Regions from separate parts of the Mus musculus genome. Here all the other regions are linked to region 1. A link is a loop called in an ENCODE intact Hi-C map of the cell type or tissue named here. Cell type or tissue: heart. All regions are shown on one strand.

Region 1 (8,000 bases):
TTCTTTCTTTTTTGGAGACAGCATCTTTCTATGTAATACTGACTGTCCTAGCTCTCATGATATAGACCAGGCTGGCCTCAAACTCACAGAGATCTATCTCTGCTTCCCACCTATCTCTATTTTTAAAGGCTGGCCTAACAAAGAACCTGAATCAACCTAATTGGCCACCAACAGATGAATGGATAATGAAAATTTAGTGTGTGTATACACACACACACAAACACACACACACACACACGATAGATTACCATGCAGCTTTAAAGAAAAATAAAGTTTAAAAATCTGTAGAAAAATGAATAGAATTAGAATATATAATATTGAACAAGGTCACACACTCTCAGAAAGAAACTGCAGTTCTCTCTCATATGCAGAATCTAAGCAATGTTATTTGTAAATACAGAAATGAAGGTGCATGTGGGTACAGCATATCATGAAGAAAAGAGAACAAGAAAAGCTATATATAAGGAGATGAGGAAGGACTGGACGAGAATGGATACAAACTATGAAAGGGAATATAAGCTGATTGTTTTTCTGGGTCTAAATCTGTCATGGGTTTTTTGGGGTTGGTGGTGGGTAAGTGTATAAAAGCGAATTCAGTACTGAAAGTGGAGCTCCAGAGCTTCCGTTCTGAATGAACACCTACCTCTCCTAACCATACAGAAGGGCTGGAGGTAGGGCTCAGGAGAGAAGTGCTCATTCTTGCATGACATAACTTCAGTTTCCACAGAGGCTCACAAGTGGCTGTAACTCTGGACCAAAGGGATGTGATGACCTTGTCTAACCTCCACAGGCACCAGATATGCATGAGTGCTCGCACATGCATGCAAACCCTCTTAAATATAAAACAATAAAAATAAATAAAGCACATGTGAACGTTTACTGTGCAGTTCACTGAGTTGTACAGACTTTGAGTCTCATTAATTTTGATGTGTGATGTTTTTATTTATTTGCAAGGGGTTTGTGTTTTTACAATAAAGTCTACTCAAAATAAATAAATAAATAGATAAATAAATAAATACTCACCTAGTTCTTACTGAGCCTCTCCCAGGCCTACAGCTACATTTGCTACACCAGTGGAGTTGGGAAATGTAAGAGTGAGGGCTCAGGTCCAGCATGGTGGTACATTAGTTCTAGAATTTAGGAGGTAGTAGCAGGCAGATCTCTCTGAGCTCTGAGCCAGCCAAGACAACACAGAAAGACTTTGTCTTAACATAAGCCGCCAGTGAGCAGCTCTTTCACAGCCTCTGCTTCAGTTCCTACTTCCAGATTATCACCTCAATTGCTTTCATTGATGAACTGTGATATGGAGCTGGAAGTTGACCCCTTTCCACCCCAAGGTGCATTTAGTCATGGTGCTTTGTCATAGCAATAGGAAACCCTAACTAACACAGCTCTTTACTAACCTAACTCTAGCATCTGGAGCCTTGATTCCTGTAGAATCATTAACACTCCTCAACTTACCATAGGACCATACCTGGAAAACCTCATGATAAACTGAAAATAATAAAGGTGTTCTGACATGATACCACTGAACATCAGCATTCCGGGGCTCCCTGGGGTCTGAGGTTTGTTTTGCTGCCTGGCATTTTGAAAGAATCCTACCATTGATCCTGAGCCTGGGAAAATACCAAAATTCAATATTCAAAGAAAGTTTCACTAAATACAAACGATACTGCTTTCCTAAAAACCAAGTTAACCGGGGCTGGAGAGATGGCTCAGTGGTTAAAAGCACTAACTGCTCTTCCGAAGGTCCTGAGTTCAAATCCCAGCAACCACATGGTGGCTCACAACCATCTGTAACAAGATCTGACACCCTCTTCTGGAGTGTCTGAAGACAGCTACAGTGTACTTACATATAATAAATAAATAAATCTTTAAAAAAAAAACACCCAAACACATACATAAAACCAAGTTAACCATCTTTAAGTTAGGAACCATCTGTAATTGATGTCTACTAAGTTCCTTTGAGAGTTAAAGACAATGTCTGTAAAGTGAAAAACACTGTGTCTGGTGTGGGTAGACAGAAAACAAGCCATTATTTCCTTTACTGCCACCTTGAAGTTTTCAAGACATCTACCTTCCTCGATGTTACAGTAAGTCGCTAATGAATAGCTACTGGACAGCTTATTTTGGTCAGTATGTCTTGGTCACTAACTTCCAAGAAATAACTAGATCTTTGCACACTTCCATTCTCTAACTGTGATTCTCAACCGTTTCATTAAAGCCTTTGGCGTGCCTTTTGGAACACAGCTGAGTCTCCATGCTCCAGAGATCTGATTTAATTGGTCTGCTCATACTGTAAAAACTTCTCAGGGGAACAGAGTTTGAAACAAAACTGATAGCAAACGCTGTCTCCAAAACACATCAGGAGGACACAGACACCCTGTCTTCCAAGTTTAATTAGAACCACCATCTTTTCCTTTTCCTCCCAAGAAGGAAGTTTCTTGCTTCTACTCCAGAAGATATCCCTGGGGAACCATATTTTAATCCCAAATCTTTAATTCCTTGTGTGCTTCTCCATCACTGCACATCGACCCTGCTCCTCAAAATGGTTCTGAATTTGCAAGCCTAGTTTCATTGCAATTCCTAGTTTGTGAATACAAAGGTCGATGGTCTGGTGACTCTTGAGGCTTTCAGTAACTTCTGCCCATGGCAAATCCGATTCAAACCAAATAACTGTAAAGGTATTGCTTGAAAGGGCAAATACCAAGTACTGGCCAGCACAGTGTGGCACCATTATAAAAAGAACAATCTCGAGAGGTTATAATTAACTATGTGTTCTCAGTGTGCTCAGCGCACTAGCCAGCGTTGCAAACTGGAATGAGGAAGAGTCGGTTAGTCGCTGATTAATAAGCCAGTTATTCTCCGAAAGAAAGCCATTAAAAGAAAACGTGAAGGGCGCTCGCTACCTTTTATCCTTTCCAGAACCTAAGTCCAGTAGCAAAATGTTTTGTTAATGCAAGTTGCAAAAATCTCAAGTTTCTTTAGCCAAAGGCACTGGGGGGTGTGCTGGGTGTGAGCTGCTTTATCTCCGGATTTAACAATTCCTGGGTAAGGCTTTGTGGGCTGTGCTGCCCCCAGGGCCTCGAGCTCACCCTAGCAACTCTCTAACTCTGGACTACACCCCTGCCCCGAGGCTTCCGCCCCAGTCTCCCGCCTCGTGGCTGGGGGAGAGAAGTCGGCGTCCTGAACGCGCCCTTGCAGCCCGCCCGGCCCGCCACGCGCGCAGGGACAGCTGCGGGCTCGGCGCCCCGGAAGACGCGGTCACGTGACACCGACCTGCCGGTCCTGCCGCTGCTTCAGATGCACGCCGGCCACCGTGGCCGCCGTCAGCAGCACCGAGAGGCCCAGCACTGCCTTCGAACTCCTCGACATTCCCGCTCCCGGCCGCGGACTCGCTCCCGCGCCCGCCCCCGCCGCCGCCACAGCCGCCGCCGCCGCCGCAGCCGCAACGGGCCAGGCTCGACCTCTCGAGCGCAGAGCCGTTGCAAGTGCTATCGTCGCCAGGCTCTAGCAATCGAGCGCCGAGCGTAACCCCTGGCCCGCTTCGCTGCTTCTTGGGAGTGGCTGCCTGGGGCCCTGGCTTTCCTATTTGGGGACCGCCTTCACCAGGAAGTCGCAGTGCTGGGCTGCTTTGGAGTCGCGAGGGTGGGGTTGGGAGTGCCAGTGGAGTATGTACGGAGGACATCTGGTCGCTATGGGGCGACTGATCAGACCCTAAATTTTCTTAGAGTCTAAAAGCTGGGTGGTTGGTTTTTTGACAAGGTATTGCTGTGCAGCTCAAACTAGCTTCAAACTCGCAATCCTGCCTCAGCCTCGGCTACACCTTGTTGCCTACTAAACTTCTGTTGGGAAATGCACTGGGTCAGGCAAGGATCCGGACATGTTTAGCTCCTGTAATCTTAAGAAATGGCGTTGCCCGGCGTGGTGGCTCACGCCTTTAATCCCACCACTCCCGAGGCAGAGGCAGGCGGATTTCTGAGTTCGAGTCCTGCCTGGTCTACAAAGTGAGTTCCAGGACAACCAGGGCTATACAGAGAAACCCTGTCTCAAAAAACCAAAAGAAAAAAAAAATGTCGTTGATGCCCTTGGAGCCTTTCAGGAATGCTTGTAAGATCCTTGTGTCAGAGTAGTTCACAAGAGGCTAAGGATGGTGTCATTTGCACTTACCCCTTAAATTAAAAAAGAGACTTGGCTTCCCAGAACTTTTAAGTATTTGTGATGCCAATGAAGAATGGCATATCAGTAAATCACTCTTACCCAGGAAAGTACACATTCAAAGCTGCTGCTGAAAACCGATAGACAACAATGATAAGGCTCATTCAGGCCTTGATTAGGTATTCCCAGTGTTTCCCCAACATTCACTTCGTCTCAGTATGCTTTGCTCTTTCGTTCTCTGTTAAGTGAACCCAAACGGCATGAAGAAAATACTATTATGAACAGTTAGCATACTGCATTGGTTATATCTTTGGTTTTTTTTTTTTAATTAATTTTTTTGGTGTTTTTTGTTTGTTTCTTTGTTTGTTTGTTTTGACAGGGCTTCTCTGTGTAGCCCTGACTGTCCTGGAACTCACTTTGTAGACCAGGCTGGCCTCAAACTCAGAAATCCGCCTGCCTCTGCCTCCTGAGTGCTGGGATTAAAGGCATGCGACACCACGCCCGACTTTAATTTATTTTTTAAAGAATCTAGGTTTATTTATTTTTAAAGATTTATTTTATGTATATGAATACACTGTAGCTGTACAGATGGTTGTGAACCTTCATGTGGTTGTTGGAAATTGAATTTAGGACCTCTGCTTGCGCCAGCACAAAGATTTATTTATTATTATACACACCAGAAAAGGATATCAGATCTCATTTCGTGTGGTTGTGAGCCACCATGTGGTTTCTGGGATTTGAACATAGGACCTTTGGAAGAGCAGTCAGTGCTCTTACCTGTTGAACCATCTCACCAGCCCAGGTTATATCTTTGAATGTGAAAATAGAGTTTGGGACCAGTGACTTTTAGAATGAGAAGAGATTCAAGTTATTTTTGCATATTTCCCTAAGGAAAAATCATGCCACAATACTTTTTATTTATGATAACCCCAGACTTTTCATCCAGTAAATCAGCGAGTGTAACAGCTATGAATGGCCTTGGAATGACACCAGAAGTATAAATGACCATGCATTCTATTGTGATTAATTTTCCAATTTGTCTTCTTTAAATGTATTTTGTTTTTAAAAATCTCTTATGCTAGGCAGTTGTGGTATACACCTTTAATCCCAGCCCTGGGGAAGCAGAGGTAGGCAGAACTCTGAGTTCGAGGCCAGCCTCGTCTACAGAGCTAGTTCCAGGATGGCCAGGACTACACACAGAAACAATGTCTCAAGAGGAGGAGGAGGAGGAGGCAGCTGTAAGTGTTGTGTCTAAAGTGTAGGCCAATGATTACAAACCAAAGCAAGATGTTTTTTATAATTATTATTACTTACCTTAGTAGCTGAATGACTGTGTGCCATCAGATCCTGAAAAGCAACTTATTTATTTACTTTAAAATAGTTGCTAGAACATCTAGTTTGGGTGTATTTTTAGGAGTGGGCACTGTAATTAAAGAAAATAGTTTACTGGGCAATTGGAAACGTCTACTAAGTAAGTCTTATTTTTCCCTCTTTTATGCCAAGGTCTTTCAGAGAAAGCATCACTGATGACCACATATTATTTACCATGTTCAGTTAACTCTTACATTTAAGTTACACCTGAAGTGCTAGGAAGGCTTGTGACAGGACAAGAAGAGGCTCCTCCATCTTGTACTCTTGCTGAGGCCACTTTGGTTTAACTAGGATTTGATCTGCTTGATGAAGAATCCTGTGGAAAATTACCCAACTCCATTCTATACCCATCTGTCTTAGTCAGGGTTTCTATTCCTGCACAAACATCATGACTAAGAAGCAAGTTGGGAAGAAAAGGATTTATTTAGCTTATACTTCCACATTGCTGTTCATCACCAAAGGAAGTCAAGGACTTGGAACTCAAGCAGGTCAGGAAGCAGGAGCTGATGCAGAGACCATGGAGGGATGTTACTTATTGGCTTGCTTCCCCTGGCTTGCTCGCTTTGCTTTCTTATAGAACCCAGGACTACCAGCCCAAGGATGGCACCACCCACAATAGGCCCTACCCGGCTTGATCACTAATTGAGAAAATGCCTTAGAGCTGGATCTCATGAAGGCATTTCCTCAAGGGAGGCTCCTTTTTCTGTGACAACTCCAGTTTGTGTCAAGTTGACACACAAAACTAGCCAGTACACCATCCCAAGGTCCATATGCCCTACCTAACTTATCTTAGCTTCTGTTAAACTGCCTGCTTGTGCAAACCTCAGACTTGCAGCTGCCAAGTGAGGTATCAAGATGTATGGTCTTTGTCTTTAAAACCCTTACCCTAATACCAAGAACAGGTCCAGCTGGCTGGAATAAAGACTTTGATTTGCCTATAAACTGTCTGAGTGATCATCTCTGGTGGGTTCCCTTAGGCTCATCCCAAGGACCACATCGCTCAAAGGAGAAGCAGCAATAGGCAACAGTGAGAGTCCTTTTTACCAACTGTGGCCAACCGGAAAGAAGGAGGAGAGAGTACCCCAAACATCATCGGGGCGCTCCACTTCAGAGTGACAGGACTCACACATTTTAAGTATTGATACAGTTTAAGGATAAGAAGAGACAGCCTCTCTTCAGTCCTTAAACTTGCCCATCCGCCTTTGCATGCCCTGCTGCTGTTTTGCTGCTGCTGGCTGCTGTGCCCGAACTCCACCATGGACCAGTGCCCCATACCTACCTTGCTGGAACATGGCAACTTCTCTCAGGTCCTGTTTAACAATGTGGAGAAGTTCTATGTTCCTAAAGGAGATATCACGTGAGATATACCCTCACTGAAAAGTTCATCCCTCGACCCAAGGACTGGATCGGCATCTTTAAAGTAGGGTGGAAGACCACTCAGGAGTATTATACCTTCATGTGGGCTCCCTTGCCAAAAGACCAAAACAAGGATTCAGCCACACAGCAGGAAATCCAATTCAAAGCTTATTACCTTCCCAAGGATGTGGAGTGCTACCAGTTCTGCTATGTGGATGAAGATGGTTTGGTCCGGGGAACAAGTGTCCCTTTCCAGTTCTGTCCAGACCCTGACGAGGACATAATTGTTGTTATCAATATGGAAAAGGTAGAAGAGATGGAACTGCTCAGTGAGGAGCTTTACCAAGAAAACCAGGAGCTGAAAGACAAGTACACTGACCTCCATGAGCAGCTACAGAGGAAGCAGGTGGCACTGGAAGCAACACAGAGGGTCAATAAGACCTTAGAACAGGAAGTGGAAGAGAAGGCCTCCTGGGAGGAAGAGAAGGCCTCTTGGGAGGAAGAGAAGGCCTCCTGGGAGGAAGAGAAGACCTCCTTGGAGGAAGAGAAGGCCTCCTGGGAGGAAGAGAAGGCCTCCTGGGAGGAAGAGAAGGCCTCCTGGGAGGAAGAGAAGGCCTCCTGGGAGGAAGAGAAGGCCTCCTGGGAGGAAGAGAAGGCCTCCTGGGAGGAAGAGAAGGCCTCCTGGGAGGAAGAGAAGGCCTCCTGGGAGGAAGAGAAGGCCTCCTGGGAGAAAGAGAAGGCCTCCAGGGAGAAAGAGAAGGCCTCCAGGGAGGAAGAGAAGGCCTCCTAGGAGGAAGAGAAGGCCTCCTGGGAGGAAGAGAAGGCCTCCTGGGAGAGTGAGCTGCACCGGCTGATAGAATGCAACCAGAAGATGATCTCAGAAAAGAAGGCCTTGGGGATCAGAGTAGAAGAGCTTCAGAAGCAGCTCCAGAAGATTCTGGAGCAGACAGTGGAAATGTGGAAGAAGAAGGAAGCTGTAGCGTTGAGGAAGCAGCAGGAGCTAAAGAAGGAGAACTCTATCCTGTCGGAACAGCTCAGCAGCTACAAGATTTTTTATCAGGAGACACTAAAAGACCAAATCTCTGATGAGAACAAGGCACTGCAGAGCTTCCTGG
Region 2 (8,000 bases), 170 kb before region 1:
CTCTCTCTCTCACACACACACACACACTCTTCTCCCCACACTCTACTCACTTTCCACTCACCTCCCACACACCTCATGCGTACCTCACTCACCCTCCACTCACTCTCTCGCCTTTTTCTTGCCCCAGTCTTTTTTTGATACCCCAAAAGCAGGTAGAAAAAAAAAGACATTGTATAATCATTGCTAAATCAAATTCAAAAGAATAACCACATGCCACAAAGAATCAAGAATTACAATTGTTCCCCAGTTTCAAGCTTCCCCTATCCCCAGGCCTGTGGCCAAAATAATAATTGCAAACTTAATCATTATTTAAACTTTAACTTTTGACTTATTGTACTTTAGAGCTCAGAGCTCCAAGGTCAGCTACTTGCATTTTCCTGGGAAGCTCTAATGATAAACGACATGGGCAAAGCTGCCAGGCAGTGGCCAGAAGAGTCAGGTTAACCCTTAGCTCAGCAGTTCTGCTAGTTTTCTGCTTCTGCACATTGCACACAGTGACTCTCCTAAGAGTCCCAGTGTTTTTGGCTTAGTTTTACTAGTATATAGTTTTATGTATTCTATACTTGCTTATCTAGGAGATCCTCTCAAATATTGTGCAAAATTTACTTCATAAATTCAATAGTTTTTTCATTTCTCCGGGTCCTGATGTTGGCTCTATTTCACTTTCTAATAATTTCTTTAAACTTTCTTTGCAGGTTAAACATTAATCTGGAATTACTATTGTGCAGTTATTACATTGTTTCCAAGATGAGAGCACACAGCATGCACCTAGGCCATTAGGACTGTGCTGTGCCCCATACCTCAATTTGTAATTGTTTAATCATTACATCAAGGAACAACTAGTTTCACAGAATTCACCAGAGCAGAAGAAGAAATAGGAAAATCAGGTATAATACTAGAATAATTATTCACACCAAGGCAAACTGAAAAGCAGTCATGCACAAATGGAATCTATACAGCCATTGTCCAGGGCTAAGGTTAATGCTGTCCCCAGCGGAAAGGTTTATCTTCAAGAATGGAATTCTAGCCCTAAACATTTCATAGCACAAAAACTTCCTCAAAGGTCTCGCATCATTCCTCAGCCTACTCTTGGCTGAGCAAGGGCATCTGCAGATAATGAGCTGGTGCTCTACGTGTAGGGTGCTGTTCTAACTCCTGCCCTTAAGGGGCCAGTTTGTCTGGGAGTGGAGCCAAATGTACTACAACACAGATGAGAATGCCTCTGCAACGGACTGTACAAGTATTTTTCCACCCTTGTCCAGCTTTTCTTAAATTACAGTTCACAGATTATTTGCATTAGTCAAATGGGTTAGAGACTGCATGCCTTAAAACGCAGGCTCCTGGGCCTTAGTCCCATTACGCTCAACCACATGCCCTAAGGCTGAGCCCAGAAGTCTGAATCAGCATGGTGACCACCCAAGTGATGCTAACTCATAAAACGGTGGATAAATGCACATGTCAGAGACAGTGGTTGTGAAATTCTCTTGATGTTTTTCGTGTTTATCTCAGAAGCATACACTAAATACCTTTCTGTGAACTTGTATCAGGTGTGTTACTGTTTTTCAGATTTAATAACACCATGTATGATTGACACTGTCTGTCTCATTCCAGGTATGCAGAGACACATCAGGTATATGCTCTCGTATTGGTGTCTGCATACACATCAGACTTGGGAGATGAAAATGAGCGTGCAAGTGGTAAGTCTTTAGGACAAGCCCCTAGAAAAGCCCCTCCCTAAACACAGGACAGACTGTTCAAGTTACAGAATCGTTATTCTCTCTCAACCCTAAAAATATAAAGAGCAAATGGGAGATTTTTTTGACTTACTTTTGGATGTGAGGGACATCTCTTTTCCAACCCAAAGTCTAGAATAAATCCCAGGGCCTGGTTTTATTTCACCCTTTTACTTTGTCTTTGTTAAGTCAGTATGATATTAAGCCCTACAGAGACCAAAACCAAAGGACACCTCTGAACTCAGGTCTCTGGTCCTTTACATCCCTCTGTGCTATTTTCAGATGTTGTCAATTCACGCACATTGATAGGCTCTTCCCCCTCCTACAGGGTACTTCAGCCGCCCCTGGCAGTGGGAGAAGATCAAGGCCAACTGCCCTCACATTGTACAGTTTGGCTCTACTGATGACCCCTTCCTTCCCTGGAAGGAACAACAAGAAGTAGCAGATAGGCTGGACGCCAAATTGTACAAATTCACTGACCGTGGTCACTTTCAGAACACAGAGTTCCATGAACTGATTAGTGTGGTGAAGTCTATGCTGAAAGGACCAGAATAGTCAGGATGGCTCCTGCTCTCTAACAAGCCAGGGTGGAGGAGAATAATAACAGCAACTCTTCTCACCAGCACTAGACAGTTAAGCTGCAGAAGCGCCTGAACAAACCCGTTTGAACACTCACACCAAGTTACCAGCACTTTCAGTTCCCACAGAACTTAAATCTTCCTGAAAAGCTACTAACTATAGCAGTAGGTTTCCTGTTTGATAAGGGACACAGAGTTTGTTTACCTATCCTGTTGATGCAGAGAGAGAGAAGAATCCAGGACTTGACGGTCATGGTGGTGTGTCCCTGTAATTACTTCAGAGAAAGCAGGGGATCAGGAAGGGAAGGCTAGCTTGACCCTGTCTAAGAAAAGAAAGAACAAGACAGCCCAGGTCTCCTGAGTCTCATTCCAAATTTTAACTCAATAGGTTTAGCAAGATGCAATCTACTTCTGAGGCCCCAGTACTTATAAACGTGAGGAAGGTGGATCTTGAATTTGAGGCCTGTGTAGGCCTAGTAAAGTAAAACCCTATCTCAGAATAAAACAAAACAAAACCAAAAAACAGGTTTTCATTCAACTTATATGAGTGACAGTTTTTCCTTTTTGAAATAAAATTTTTCTCTTACTGGAGAAAGAAAACATGATTCGAGGCCCCGAATGTTATTAGAACTCAAAACTCTAGCTGGTCTTTCAGGCTGGCTCAAGAGAGTAATCTCACACTTGGGTCTTGATCACCGACATCCCTGACCCCACTACATCCCCAGGTCTTTCTGACAAGTTGAGAGAGACTGACATCTATGGATGTTCAGTAAGGAGCTGTATGGGCAGATATCTGCATAGCCTGTCACCTGGGTATCAGCTATATATGACTGGCAGGATTAGGTCATGGGGAAGTACTAAAATATAGACACATAAGCACTCATGTCCTTTTTTAACTGGGGGAATATGTATGTATGTATATACAATCCCTACATGAATTATGGTAGCTGGCAACAGCATTGTAATTCAAAGATTTGCAAATGCTGCAAGATAAAGACCAGGTCATCCATTTGTGAGTTGGAGGTAAACATTTTTAGATTCTCTATGAATCCAAGAAAAGCCTAAGACAACCAAAATGAACATAATAGTAAAGGTGGAAGACAAGGGAGCAACCTGTACTGTGTTATTAAGTTCTAAGTGTCCTCAAAAGAACCTTTTTCTAGAAGACCAGATTTCAATTCCCAGAAACGACATGGTGGCTCTGTAATGGGATCTGACGCCCTCTTCTGCTAAGTCTGAAGACACCGTGTACTCACATACATAAAATAAACTATGCCAGGTTAATTCTATAGAGTTCAGCCTCTTGTAGAGAGTATTCAAGCAACACTGCCGAGTCTTCTCATATTCACTCACATAAACAACCCCTTTTTAATACTACTTTTTATATTGTATATATTCAATGTATAAAATGGTTTGATGATTCCATTTCCACTGGTTTATAAAGTACTTTGACCAAATGTAAAAAGATATAATAAAAAATGTTTATTTCCTAGTATCTTCTGACTGCTGTGGTGCCAAAGATCTCTAGTGTACTTAAACTTGATGACTCAGAACCCGTGACAGATGCAGAAATGTGATCCCCCACACTTTTATCCTAGAAGGGGTACAAAGCTGTTGTGTTAGCCTAAAATGATTTGGGGATTTCTAAAGTCAGGGATGACTTTAACTTTTAACATAAGTATATTTGGAGGATAGGACGACAAACATATATATAGGTGTACTCTAAGTGTTCACATGGGAATGAATAATACCAGAAACAGAAAGTTATATATATCAAATGAATATATTTTATCCTGCAGAAAACAAATAGCAAACATTTGTATGTTAATTTAAGAATTCAAAAGAGCAGAGTAAATAATTACTAATTTCAAATTCAAGTAGACTCAAATTGGATTGTAGGCTTGACTGAATCACCGCTAAAAAGCCTGTTACATACACATACACACACACACACAATGAAAACACTTATTTTTTTTTCCTAACGTTAAAAATCTTAATTATAAACTAACACATTTCAGTGTGAGTTTCAATAATTCCCAGGGGGAGAGTATGCAAGAGAGCTCTCTGTTGAGCTGTGCCGTCTAATATAAACAGTATGCACAGGCAACTAAATAAAAACTTAGCTCTTAATCATTTGTGTCAAGTGCTGGCCAGCCATCTGGCTGAAGGTTACTGGACTAAACACCAAATAAAGACTATTTCCATCATGATAGAAAATGCTATTTGTCCAGATGTGGCACATACCTATAAACCCTGCAGGAGCAACATAGAGGCAGGATTCTGTTCAAGATGCTGTCTTACTGGATCATACTGCTAGAGGGCGCATATTTTGTATTCATCTCTCACCTACCAGATAGTAAATCTGAAACTACTTTTCCCCCCTTAACTGTTGGGTTGATGGTTGGGCCAGAGGCCTCATCGTACGAGGAGTATTCGATCACTGTCCATCACAGAATTGATATGACTACTTTGCTTAATTACCACCAAAACCCTTATTTAAAACTTATTTATTGCCAAATTCAAAGTTTAATGTGAGAATCCACATTAAGAACCACTAAATCACCTCATGTCTCCCTTCTTTATGGATCACTTTTAAACGGGGTCCTCAACAGATTAGTAGTATGTGTGCTCAGGTGAACAAAAGGCCTAGTACTAAGTGGGAGAGTATGAAGAATCTGGGCTTCATCTGCAATTTGATTTTGTGACATTATGATTTTAGAGGCCCACAATTTCTTTTGATAGCTTATTCCCACTTTATTTACAGAACAGTTGCTACATTTTCAGACTTCTCTATCCTTCTCAGTTAATACAGTAAAAAAATACATTACAAGGCAAAAATACTCAGAGTAAAAAATAATGCTGAGGAAAAATATCTAAGCTCTCTTTATTCTGGTGAGGCAAGGAACATTTCTAACCACTGAGTGCTGATTTAAAAACTCATCTAATTATCAAGACAATGCAAAGCCAGGCCCGGCTGCTAAATGCGTGCCTGGAATCCCAGCACTTGGAAAGCTAAAGCAGAATAACTGAGTTCAATGCCAGCCTGGGCCATCAAGTTTATTCCAGGCCAGTGTGGAGTGATGCTCTTATCTCTAACAACAAAACAGAATGCGGAGCAGATTTCCAAAACAACTTTTTTCTTTTTTTTCGAGACAGGGTTTTTCTGTGTAGCCCTGGCTGTCCTGGAACTCACTCTGTAGACCAGGCTGGCTAGAAGATAACTTCTCTCTTTTATTGTTATTTGGTTCCTCAAGATAGGGTTTCTTTATGTAGCTCTGGCTGTCCTAGATCTGCCTGCCTCTGCCTCCTGGGTACTGGGATTAAAGGCTTTCCACTATACTCAGCTTACTTCGTGTCTAAGGTTGTTTGATCGTACTAAGTTTTTTATATAAGCCAAAAGCATGGACCAACTTAAAGGGTTTGCACTGGGATCCTCTGTGGAGCTGAGTTCTACCACCTTCTGACAGTGCTCTAAGTGAATAGCATCATTAGTTACCTGAGTAAAATCAAACTCACTAGTTCACTTTTATCAGATGAAGTCTATGGCCAGCTCTATAAGAGTAAGCATTCAATGACACCAGCTATTTTAAGTGTTAGATTATATATAAAACACAGGGTTTTTTTTCCCTCCACCTCTTGTGAGGTGCGGCATGGTAACAATGTCCGATCTGCCTGACCTATCAAATAAGCACTAGTCTTACCTTACTAGAAAATTAAATATGTAAGAGAGATAAAAATGGAAAAAAGAGCCAGGTGCGGGTATCGCATCTTTAATCATAGTCCTTGGGCAGTAGAGGCAGGCAGATCCCTGAGTTTGGTCTACAGAGTTCTAGGACAGTCAGAGCTACATAGAGAAACCCTGTCTCAAAACAAAAAGGGGAGGGGAGTGCTGGTGAGGTGGCTCAGGGATTAAGAGCACTGACTGCTCTTCTGAAGGTCCCAAGTTCAAATCCCAGCAACCACATGGTGGCTTGCAACCATCTGTAATGAAATCAGACGCCCTCTTCTGGAGTGTCTGAAGACAACTACAGTGTACTTACAGATAAATAAATCTTTAGAAAGAGACAATCCACGAGCTGAGATCCTTCAGAGGCTACCTTCTGTACAACAGCACGCCAATTAATGTTTTCCAGGGCCGAACAGCCAGGACTGAGAAAGTACACAGTGATGGCTTTCTGCTCAGACATGTCATACCAGTGTTTTGAAGAATAAGAGAAAAGGGCACCAGCTAAATACTGGTTACCAACCCTCAGAGACTGAATGAAGGGCAATGTTCTATTTTTATTTGTATGTGTGAGACTGGGTCTCTCCCTATATAGCTCTGGCTGTCCTGGAATTTAGACTGTAAAATTTGAATTTGGCACTAGTGGTAGAGAGAGTCACACTACAGGCATGGAATGAGAATCTGGAAAAAAACCCAGGAAATAATACAATTAAGGCATACAGAGAAAAGTGATAGCCTTAACAAAAAAGGAACAGTGAGACTATTTCTTTTAGCATGGAATAACAGTGATGTGGAAACACGTCCTGTACAACAGCATTTGGGAGTGAGGTCGGTATGGAGGCACACTCCCCTGAAAGAGTCCTGGGGTGAAGAGCAACAGATGGCATGAAAAAGGAATGCCCACTTGACTACCCAGGCCCCAAGATGGCACACATGCCATCAGCTGTTCCTGTCTGCACCACTTGTAATTTCTTCTCAACAAAACCCAAAAACAACCAAACAAATGGTGGTAATAACCCCGATGAGTTTTCAATGAAGCAACTCTAGTGAACATCTTCTCGTTCCAGCCTTTATCTCAGTACTTGGTCAACATAGGCTTGCTGGCTTCTTTTCCTTGCCTTCCAGACCTTCAAGGTATTTTACTTACTGAAGAAGAGACTTCCCAATTAAACTTTATTAAACTCAATCTGCTTTGTGTTCTGTCTTCATAAATAAATGTTTTCATAGCAGCAAGTCAGTATCCATTATTGTGAAGTATGCTTTCAAAGAAATTTACACTCCATCATGAATTGTTTGTTCTCCATGGAGTTCAGTTTGCCAAATGTAGATAAAGTGCACAGCTCTCATTAAAATTCAAGCCACTCTGTCATGTAAATACAATTAGACGGCGAAATCTCACCACCTTCATGGCAGTCCTCAAAAACCTTTAAAAAATAAAAATAAAAAGTCTATTCAAATTCAAGTTTTAAAATATCAGATCCCCACTGATTTAAAGCAATAGTAAATGAAGAAAAAAAAGAAAGAAAATATTCTTTGAAACAGATAAGGACTGAAGAGCATACTGTAACAGTGCCTACTTTGTGGTCATGGTTAACTATAAGCTTTTATATTTTGGTTTGCTTGGTTCTCTTGGTTTTTGCTTTTTAAGACAGGGTCTCACTATGTAATCCTGGCTGTCATGGAATTCACTATGTAGAAAAGGCAGGCTTCAAACTCAGAGATCCAACTGCCTCTGCCTCCCAAATGCTGGGACTAAGGTATACACCTCCCTGCCTGGCTTGGAGGCATATTAACACAGCATGAAGACGAGCCCATTCTCCTGCCCTTTTACCTGGGTAAAAGGCTATTAGCAGGTGCTTAGGAATGAAGGAAGTGAGTACTACACTGATGGACAACAATTTAATTTCTACTAAGTTGAAGATATTCTGTGTTTAAGGATCTTCATAGGGTGCTAAGTAGAATTAC
Region 3 (8,000 bases), 91 kb before region 1:
CCATCCTATGACGTCAGGACGACAGGAATCATTCCCTTGGCTCTCTGGAACCCTGGAGCCACCTTTCCCGGCCCCCCAAAGAAGGACAGTCTCTTGAAAGTATATCTAAGTAAGGAGAACAGAAATGAGAGGGTGTAGGCTGAGCAAGCTTTCTCTAAAAGGCTTGTGGGTAAAATCCCCTTCTAGGAAGGAAAGAGCAAGGTAAAGGGAAAAACAAGCAAGCAAGGGAAATCCGGATTCTTGAAAAGCAAAAAAGATGAAACAATACCAAAACACACACCATCTCTCCTTCCTCTTCAACCAAATATGAAAAACATATTTAAGCTTACAAAAGCATTTTCTCAAGCTGGGATGAGAGATGAACCCCAAAAACACTAAAACGTGTCATTTCTGCTTACAAACAGGAAGACATGTAAATAGTCACCCGTGAAAACTCGACCACTACACATTACAGGAGGAAATATAAAATGGCCCAGCCACAGAATAGTACAGTGACTCCTCCAAAAAAGACAGCATGGTCCACCATGCTCCTCAGAATGTATCTGCAAAGCAGGAAGAGCAGTAACTTGTGCAGGTCTGCGTTCACTTGTGTGAATAGCACTATCATTCACACTATATTCACACTGGTGTGAATAGCACTATCATTCACACTATATTCACACTGGTGTGAATAGCACTATCATTCACACTATATTCACACTGGTGTGAATAGCACTATCATTCACACTATATTCACACTGGTGTGAATAGCACTATCATTCACCCTGCTGAGGGATCTGTGGAGACTATACCAGTGACCTGTGTCTCCTCAAACCTCCACTCACCTATTTAACCATACATCCACGAAGCCTACCCACACCCGTTATTATTACGATATTTACAAAATGACATGTTCTCCTTTCCTTTTCCATCAGAAATTCATTAATTAGAATTCTGTAGGAACAGCTGTCCCATCTTCCTGTTTATTGACTTCAATTATTTATTTATGTCCAGATGGGTCCTTACCTTATCTTTGGGGTTACAATATGACATTATCATTTTGTTTTCTGCTGTTCAAATCATTGCAGCTTTAAACATTGGTTTGGGGTTACCTTTGTCTTAACTAATAAATGTGGTGCAAGTAACACTGTATGGCAAGCTTACATCCGAAGAATGCTAGACAGCTTTCACTCTTGGGAATCCTAAGATACCATCTATGAAGTCCCAACTACTCTCCAGAAGCAGGGGTTGGGGTTATGGTCAAGTACTACATACTATATGGAGAGGGTGAGACCAGGGGTCCTTGCTGGCCCCAGTCTTCAAGTGAACCCACGAAAGCATCAAAGATATTGAGAATATCATCTTGGTAATACTTAAATGACTACAGCTGAATAAATGAAGAAAACATTTTAACAAAAACATTTTCGTTTTAACAGACATGAATAAGCACTGAAGGAAAGTAGTAGCATGGCTGGGGCTCTGGAATTTTAACTAGGGTGATTAGAGAGACCTCTATAAGGTCACAGAATCTGAAGGATGTGAGGAGTAAGCATCTCAGACGAGAGGAGAGCCAGGACAAAGACCCTGATGCAAGACAGTCAGGCTGGCAAGGTAAAGAACAACAGATGCAGCTGATGCCAAGTGTCAGGATGGAGCAACAGAGATGAAGCCCAAATGTAAATGTGGTGCAGGGAGACCCAGCCTTATACAATACTCGTTTTAACTTTCATTAGGATGGGAAGCCACGGGGAAGGGTTTTGTAAATGGATGCCATAATTTGATTTATGGCTGAAAAGATCCTTGTGGTTTCTATCAGGGGAGGGGGGAACATAAGAGAATAAAAGAAGAGGACAAGAGATAGCAATGATCATTCCCGGACAATGGTGACACAGACCACAGAGGAAGCAGCAGGGGTTACAGGTCATTCGATTTCAGACTCGGCTGCCATAGACAGCTTGTAAAAAACAAGGAAGAATCAAGGATGACCTCAAGGACTTACGTCTGAACCTAAAAGGGCGTTGCCAGGGCCCTGCTCCCCTTTGAAGAATTAGCACAGGAGGGGAACTATCCAGAGAAATACGGAGAAGAGCAGGATCAAGTCAGATCCTTGACAAGGAAGTATCCTGGTGTGTAGACATGAAAGACCCCTGCTACAGTGTGAGAGTGGCAAGAGACGGACAGAAGATAGGATTCTAACTCACCGATTTAAGAGAGCACATGTAGGAATAGAGAGTGCCACAGCCAACCAAGTGCAAAGTGAGTCTGCAAAGACCACGGAAGCAAGGCAAATGCGGAGAGCCAGCTTGCATCAGCAGATCGAAGTTAGAGTTGTTAAGCATGGAACAGCAAGGCTCAGGGAAACAGGAGGAGGGACGCAGAAAGAGAAAGCCAGCACACAGAATTCCAGGTACTTCTCTCACCTGCCTTTAATCACAGATGTTATGGCTGGAGAGAAAAGCAGCGAAAAGCAGATTTCTTTAAACAACTGAGGAGGAGTCCATATGGATTAAATATTAAAACATATTAACAAGTTACTCATGTTGCTGGGTGTAACGACGAAATTGTACACATTAAAGTTGTGTGTCTTTTAAAATAAAATTGTGTGTGTGTGATGTCTACTGAAGTTATGTGCCAGGAAAGTAACTGAAAATTCCTTAAAACTATTCCAGCAGGACAAACTGTAAATGAGGATGGACAGAGGCTGGCTCCTGATGACCCCTGGGACTGAGCAGGATAAATGAGGGCTGAGGTAGAACACAGGAAATTAGTGGAGGTATAGCCTGCCTGAATAGACCCTGCAAAAACTGTCCTAGAGGAACCAGCTAGGGCTCTGACCTGCATCGGGACACCATGAAATACAAGATGTCCAAAGAGAGCAAAGGAAACATATTCCTGGTTCAGGGCGTAAAAGGGAAGGGCACCTGAAACTGGGCTGTCAGGAGCCCAAAGGTGCTGGGAGATGTAAGATGGTCCACTCTGCCAGTAGTGATGAGAGTCAATACTTCCTGGACTCTTAGAACATTCTAGAGACTGTTCCTGGCAGGCACGTTTTATTCTACTCTTCCAACAACTCAAAGTAGATACTACTGTCATTTTACACATGAGACTAGAGACACAATGAGATCAGGTCCCTGCTGAGGTGACAAAACTATGAAGTGACAGCTTGGGAAAACATGGCTGTGAAGACCAGAGTCCTTGGGGTTGTAAGGACTCCCAGTGTGTCCGCTTTAAGATGAATCATGATTAGTCACATGGCGACAAACTTGAATCTGGGTGGTAGATCTTTGGATTTTCCTATCTTTCTGGCTGTTTGGAACTTCTCCAAAATAAGACATTAAAATTCCATTTAAAATCCTAGACTTCTTGTAGTCACCTAAGTCTTTGGATGCTTTGAAAACCTTGAGCATGGGAGGTGGTGGCACACATCTTTTACTCCCAGGACTTGGGAGACAGAAGCAGGTGGATCTCTGAGTTCAAGGTCAGCCTTGTTACAGAGCAAATTTCAGGAGAGTCGGGGCTACACAAAGAAACCAGGTTTCAAAAAACAAAACAAAACAAAACACCTTGAGGAATGGGCCCTAGTTTGACTGCCTCCTCTCCAAGGCTCTAACTTGGGAGAAGGGGGCACTAAACTGAGTACCTAAAATCAGGCCAATATAGACACCTGGACACCTCAGCAAAGTTGGGGGGTGGTAGTACCCGAAGACCATCAGCTCCCCAAACCACCCAAAAATCCAGAGGCAGTCCCACCCCGCCACCTAGTAAGTATCAAACCTTAAAAGTTTCCTCACTCAAGCCTCACCTACATGGGGACTTATATTATGAGCGATCTCTACCAATGCTGGGATTTCAACCAATCCTGAACCTGTCCCCACCCACAAGAACCCTAACACAGAAGGGTCGAGCCTTGCATCCATCTATCCCTGGGGTTCGCAGCTGAAGCTAACACAACGCCCTCAGAGATGCGTGTCCATCTCACAAGAAAACACACCCGCACCTGCGTTCCCTCAACTTCCAGCTTCCAGTAGCACTCACCAAAGGACAAGGGATGCTCCAGCCTCCAGCTGGGGAGCACCTCCCACCCCTGTGCCCAGCAGGCACCAGGACTACACTACCCAGAGGGCTCCAGGCACAAGAAACATGCTTCCCAGCATGCCCCGCGACACCAGTTGTGCTCGAAAGGCGTGTAGCTCCCGTTGACCTCTGATCAGTCCCTTTCTGGGACGCCTGCTTTGCTTAAATGGAGAGTGGTTGCTGCGGCATCTGGATGCCCTCTCCTTCCTAAAATCGCGTTCATAAAACACATTTAAAACATAAACTCTCCTGCCACTGCCCGAGGAGCTGCACTCCCCGTGACCCCTGCAGAGATTTCCGCATCCGGTGCCAAATGACACCCCTTTCCTCCTCCAAACACAAACACACTGGCCGGCGGAAGTGGCGACCCATAGATGCTTCTTGGTTACTAAATGGATGAACAGCACTTTGGGGGATTTTCAGGGCCTTGGGCTGGGAGCCTGCAAGGGTTTGAAGCCAGTACAATATATATTTTAGGCAAAAGCTCCGAGAATGAGTTACAGGCACAGCTCTCCTTTTACTTTTTTCTTTTGAACCGCTAAGTTGCCCAAAAGCACCTTAACACTGAAGGGCTGTCAAACCCAGGAATTTTTCATCCTGGGATTCTTGTAGTCTCTAAGTCTTTGGATGCTTTGAAAAACGTTGATGAGTGTGTCCCAGCTTGACTGACTCCTCTCCAAAGCTCAGGGAAGAATAAACTGAGACCCTAAGATTGGGCCAACATGGCCACATCACCCCAGAGAAACCTGGGCTTTTTTGTGGTCATCCCCTGTACTCCTCAGGCTGGCCGTGATCTTCCCGCATCAGCCATGAGTAGCTGCGGTGCACAGCCAGCTCAGTCATCCTGAGCTGTGGACAAGTGCAGGATCAGATTGAGCAGAGCTGTGCACAGCATAGCGGTTCTCACTGAGTTCATGACCGTGCCTCTGGATTTCACTGAGAAACCATGAAGGCTGTGGGTGCTTGCTCAGAAAGGAACTGTATGGAAGAATAATGTTGGAGAACTGGCTGCTCTAACAGATGACCTCAGTTGGAATCCCAGCACCAGTTCACAACCGTCTGTAACTAACTGGACATGATAATCCCACAGATTTGAGGAGAAAGACCACTGACACAAATCATCATGGCCAAAGCAAAAAATAAAAAATAAAATAAAATAATTAATGCAAGCTTTTTTTTAAATTCAGGAACATGGGCTGTATTTCCATAAAAGTAGGGTTCAAAAGATCAGCATTGGAGATAAGAAAGATAAAGGTTTTTATAGCTCAGGAATAGGGGACTTCCTGTAGGCAAGTAGGCAGGGTTACAGAAGCAGAAAAAGTTGGTCACAACAACCTTCTGAAGCAAAGACATGGTTGCATGGTGGTCATAACAAGGTATTCATGACAAACCCGTCATACAACAGGTGGTCATAGCAACCTGCTGAGACAAAGGCATCTTTGCTGATTCCTACAACAGGCAGTACAGAACCACTTGAAGTTCAGGTTACCAGCAGGGCATAGCCCCAACTCTGAGAAACAGAAATCTAGTCATAAATAGGAATGACCCTAGTTAGTTTTTCCTATCAGATGGCTTGCAAGCCTAAGATGGAGGCAGGTTACTTTCTCAGACACTGCTTTAAATCACAACATTTTTGTTTATTCTTCTCATGATCTTGATGCTCAGACAAGTCCTTATATAACAGATAGTTTGTGAGAATCAATAAGGCCATAGATGAATATGAAACTTGAAATGATTTAGGCTTAAATGGTTTGTTATTCTTTCCCTGGGTACTTTCAGTAGAGTATTCTACAAAAGAAAAAGATAGCTACAATTGCCATGATTCACCAAAAAATCAAGTTAGTTGAGGGGTGGGGTGGGTAAAGATACAGCTTAAACAGTAGAGTCGAAGCCTGGTATAACCGTTACTTTTCTGTTGCTGTTATAAAAAAAAATAACATGACCAACAGCAACTTCAGGAAGAACGAGCTGCTTTGGTTTGTGGCTCCAGAGGGTTAGAATCATCGTGGTGTGAAGGCACACCATGGCTGCAGAAGCAGGGAGCTGGGTCAGTGGTTGAAAAATGGTAATGGTGTGTGATTCATACTGATGTCTGCTTGGACATACATCATGAATGTTTCAGCTATCAGTATTCTATCTTCTTGTAAAACCTTTTAACATAATTGTGCTAAATTGTAGACATATTTATAGTCTTTATACCCAACCAGTCCGTGTCCTTGTGCTGGCGTGTCCTTATGCTGGTGGAATTGCTTGCACATGCCTCAGAAGTGTGCTTTGCCTTATTGATATCTGAGACACACTTTATTATATGCTATGCTATATTTATATAAGATACATTTTTAGGATGTATGAAATTTACTCTGTTTTGACCCCTTCTGACTTGATGTATCCATGTCAAATACAATCGTGGCACAATGTCATCCTGGGAGAGAGGATGGAGTTTTTCCCTGAGAAATGGGCTTTGCCATTATTGGTTTAGTGTGCCTACACTTTTTGGTGAGATATCAAATAATTTAATTATCTCCTGTCGATGCCCATGGAAGTGGAGACTTCCCAGGGGCTGGGTATCTGTTTCCATGGTTCTATGCCCTTCTTTCTTTCTTAGTGTTGAATGCATGAATTTAGTAGGATACAGGTTTTGCTTTGTTTGTGATAGACTGAACACAGAGATTCCTTCCACAAATGTCCATGCTTAGCCAATTAGCTGTACCCTGAATCTCCACAGGATACATTTGAAACAATGTCTCTAAACGTGGCAATCATGGCACATGCAATTGGAACAGAAAAGCTCTTGAGACCCAGGCTGCCAAGTTGCTGGACAAAGGGATTCTATTAAGACATTTATAGGCTGAGCAGTGGCTGTGTATGTAGGTCGTTACTTCCTGTTGTACTTGGATAACTGCCTCTGAATAGTTAGTTCAAGAGCAAGCCATTAGGTTCTCACAGAAGCATAAACTCAACTGTTGGATTTTCTTTTACATGACTTGGTTTGGTTGACTAGGAAGTTGCAGAATTCTCTACATACATTTTGTTATTTTCCTCGTTGTTCCCAATTGCTGCTGTTAACAACACACACGACAACAGCAACAACTCATTAGTTGAAACCCCAAATGATTCTTCATCAAAAGAAGATTGGAATGAGCAACAGAAGTGTAGAATTCCTGTGAGAAGCACAATGAACCCACAGGGAGCATGAAATGAAGGCTGGCTGGCTGGTACGTGCTCAAACTGTTGTTCAGGAAAAACCCAAAGAAAGGACAGCAAGTGGCCCTTATTTCAGTCACAGCAGTCCTTGCTTGTCAAATAATTAAGCAAATGTGTCCCCTTCTGCTATATCTGTTAAGAGTCAGGAACTCTGAACAGTCCCTGGAAGCCAGAGTTTTGCGGGATCTAATTCAGTAAATTTTTTTCTCACCTCCAAACAGAGTCCTCTGTAACTAATCTCATAGCCATTCTATGGATCCAGAGTGCCAGGTTTCAATTCTTAATGAAAACAGTCTCCTGGTTTATAGAACAACACGAACATTCCAGAAATCCTTTTCAGCTCTGTGTGAGGTGAACACAACCCTTTCTTAAGTCCTAGTAGCTTTTGCTTTATAATAAGAGCATAAGAATACTTTTCACAAAGGCCATAATTCTGATATCAAATTCACTGCATTAAATGGTTCTATTAATGGGAAACAATTTTTATGAAAGTCCTTAACCCAAGTTGGGGGGAAAATAACAGAAATAAATACACAGGCATAAATAGGTTAGGTAGGACTTACAGAAACTTTACCTAAGCCCCGAGCTCACCTTCCAGCCTCACCTTTCCCAAGTGGTCTCACGAGCTCTTTTTGCTAGTGCATGGTTTGCTTCAAAAGTATGTCACGAGGTTGGTTAATTTTTACAATAATATATAGGGTTCGATAGATGCCTCAGCAGTTAAAAGTGAGCACTGTTCTTAC

What was found. Peaks named below come from ENCODE experiments on the same cell type or tissue, not always from the same donor. Only the 100,000 strongest peaks of a DNase experiment are listed, where the experiment ranks them.
Region 2: it touches region 1 in a loop (2.3-fold over the local background); 4 of 42 quality-filtered maps call a loop at or near these places.
Region 3: it touches region 1 in a loop (2.5-fold over the local background); 20 of 42 quality-filtered maps call a loop at or near these places.

What each region holds. Positions count from the first base shown.
Region 1 is chr2:144,364,437-144,372,436 of GRCm38, reverse strand. Pet117 (PET117 homolog) reads right to left here and starts at 3,454. Exons shown (of 2, transcript NM_001164813.1): 1 at 3,280-3,454. The coding sequence starts at 3,375. It overlaps Kat14 (lysine acetyltransferase 14), which reads right to left and starts at 3,402. Exons shown (of 11, transcript NM_181417.3): 1 at 3,280-3,402. It also overlaps the pseudogene Gm11701. In heart, no CTCF peak of the experiment used is centred here; a DNase peak (open chromatin) is centred at 3,546; H3K4me3 peaks cover 2,248 bases; H3K27ac peaks cover 2,200 bases.
Region 2 is chr2:144,538,071-144,546,070 of GRCm38, reverse strand. Polr3f (polymerase (RNA) III (DNA directed) polypeptide F) reads right to left here. Exons shown (of 9, transcript NM_029763.3): 9 at 4,292-7,459. The coding sequence ends at 7,382. Rbbp9 (retinoblastoma binding protein 9, serine hydrolase) reads left to right here. Exons shown (of 5, transcript NM_015754.2): 4 at 1,612-1,697; 5 at 2,062-3,806. The coding sequence ends at 2,288. Among named protein-coding and RNA genes, the nearest start is that of Rbbp9, 8.8 kb to the left of the region's middle. In heart, a CTCF peak has its summit at 4,626; no DNase peak of the experiment used is centred here.
Region 3 is chr2:144,455,415-144,463,414 of GRCm38, reverse strand. It overlaps the pseudogene Zfp133-ps. Among named protein-coding and RNA genes, the nearest start is that of Gm46768, 39 kb to the right of the region's middle. In heart, no CTCF peak of the experiment used is centred here; a DNase peak (open chromatin) is centred at 4,124; H3K4me3 peaks cover 1,317 bases; H3K27ac peaks cover 1,084 bases; H3K27me3 peaks cover 1,808 bases.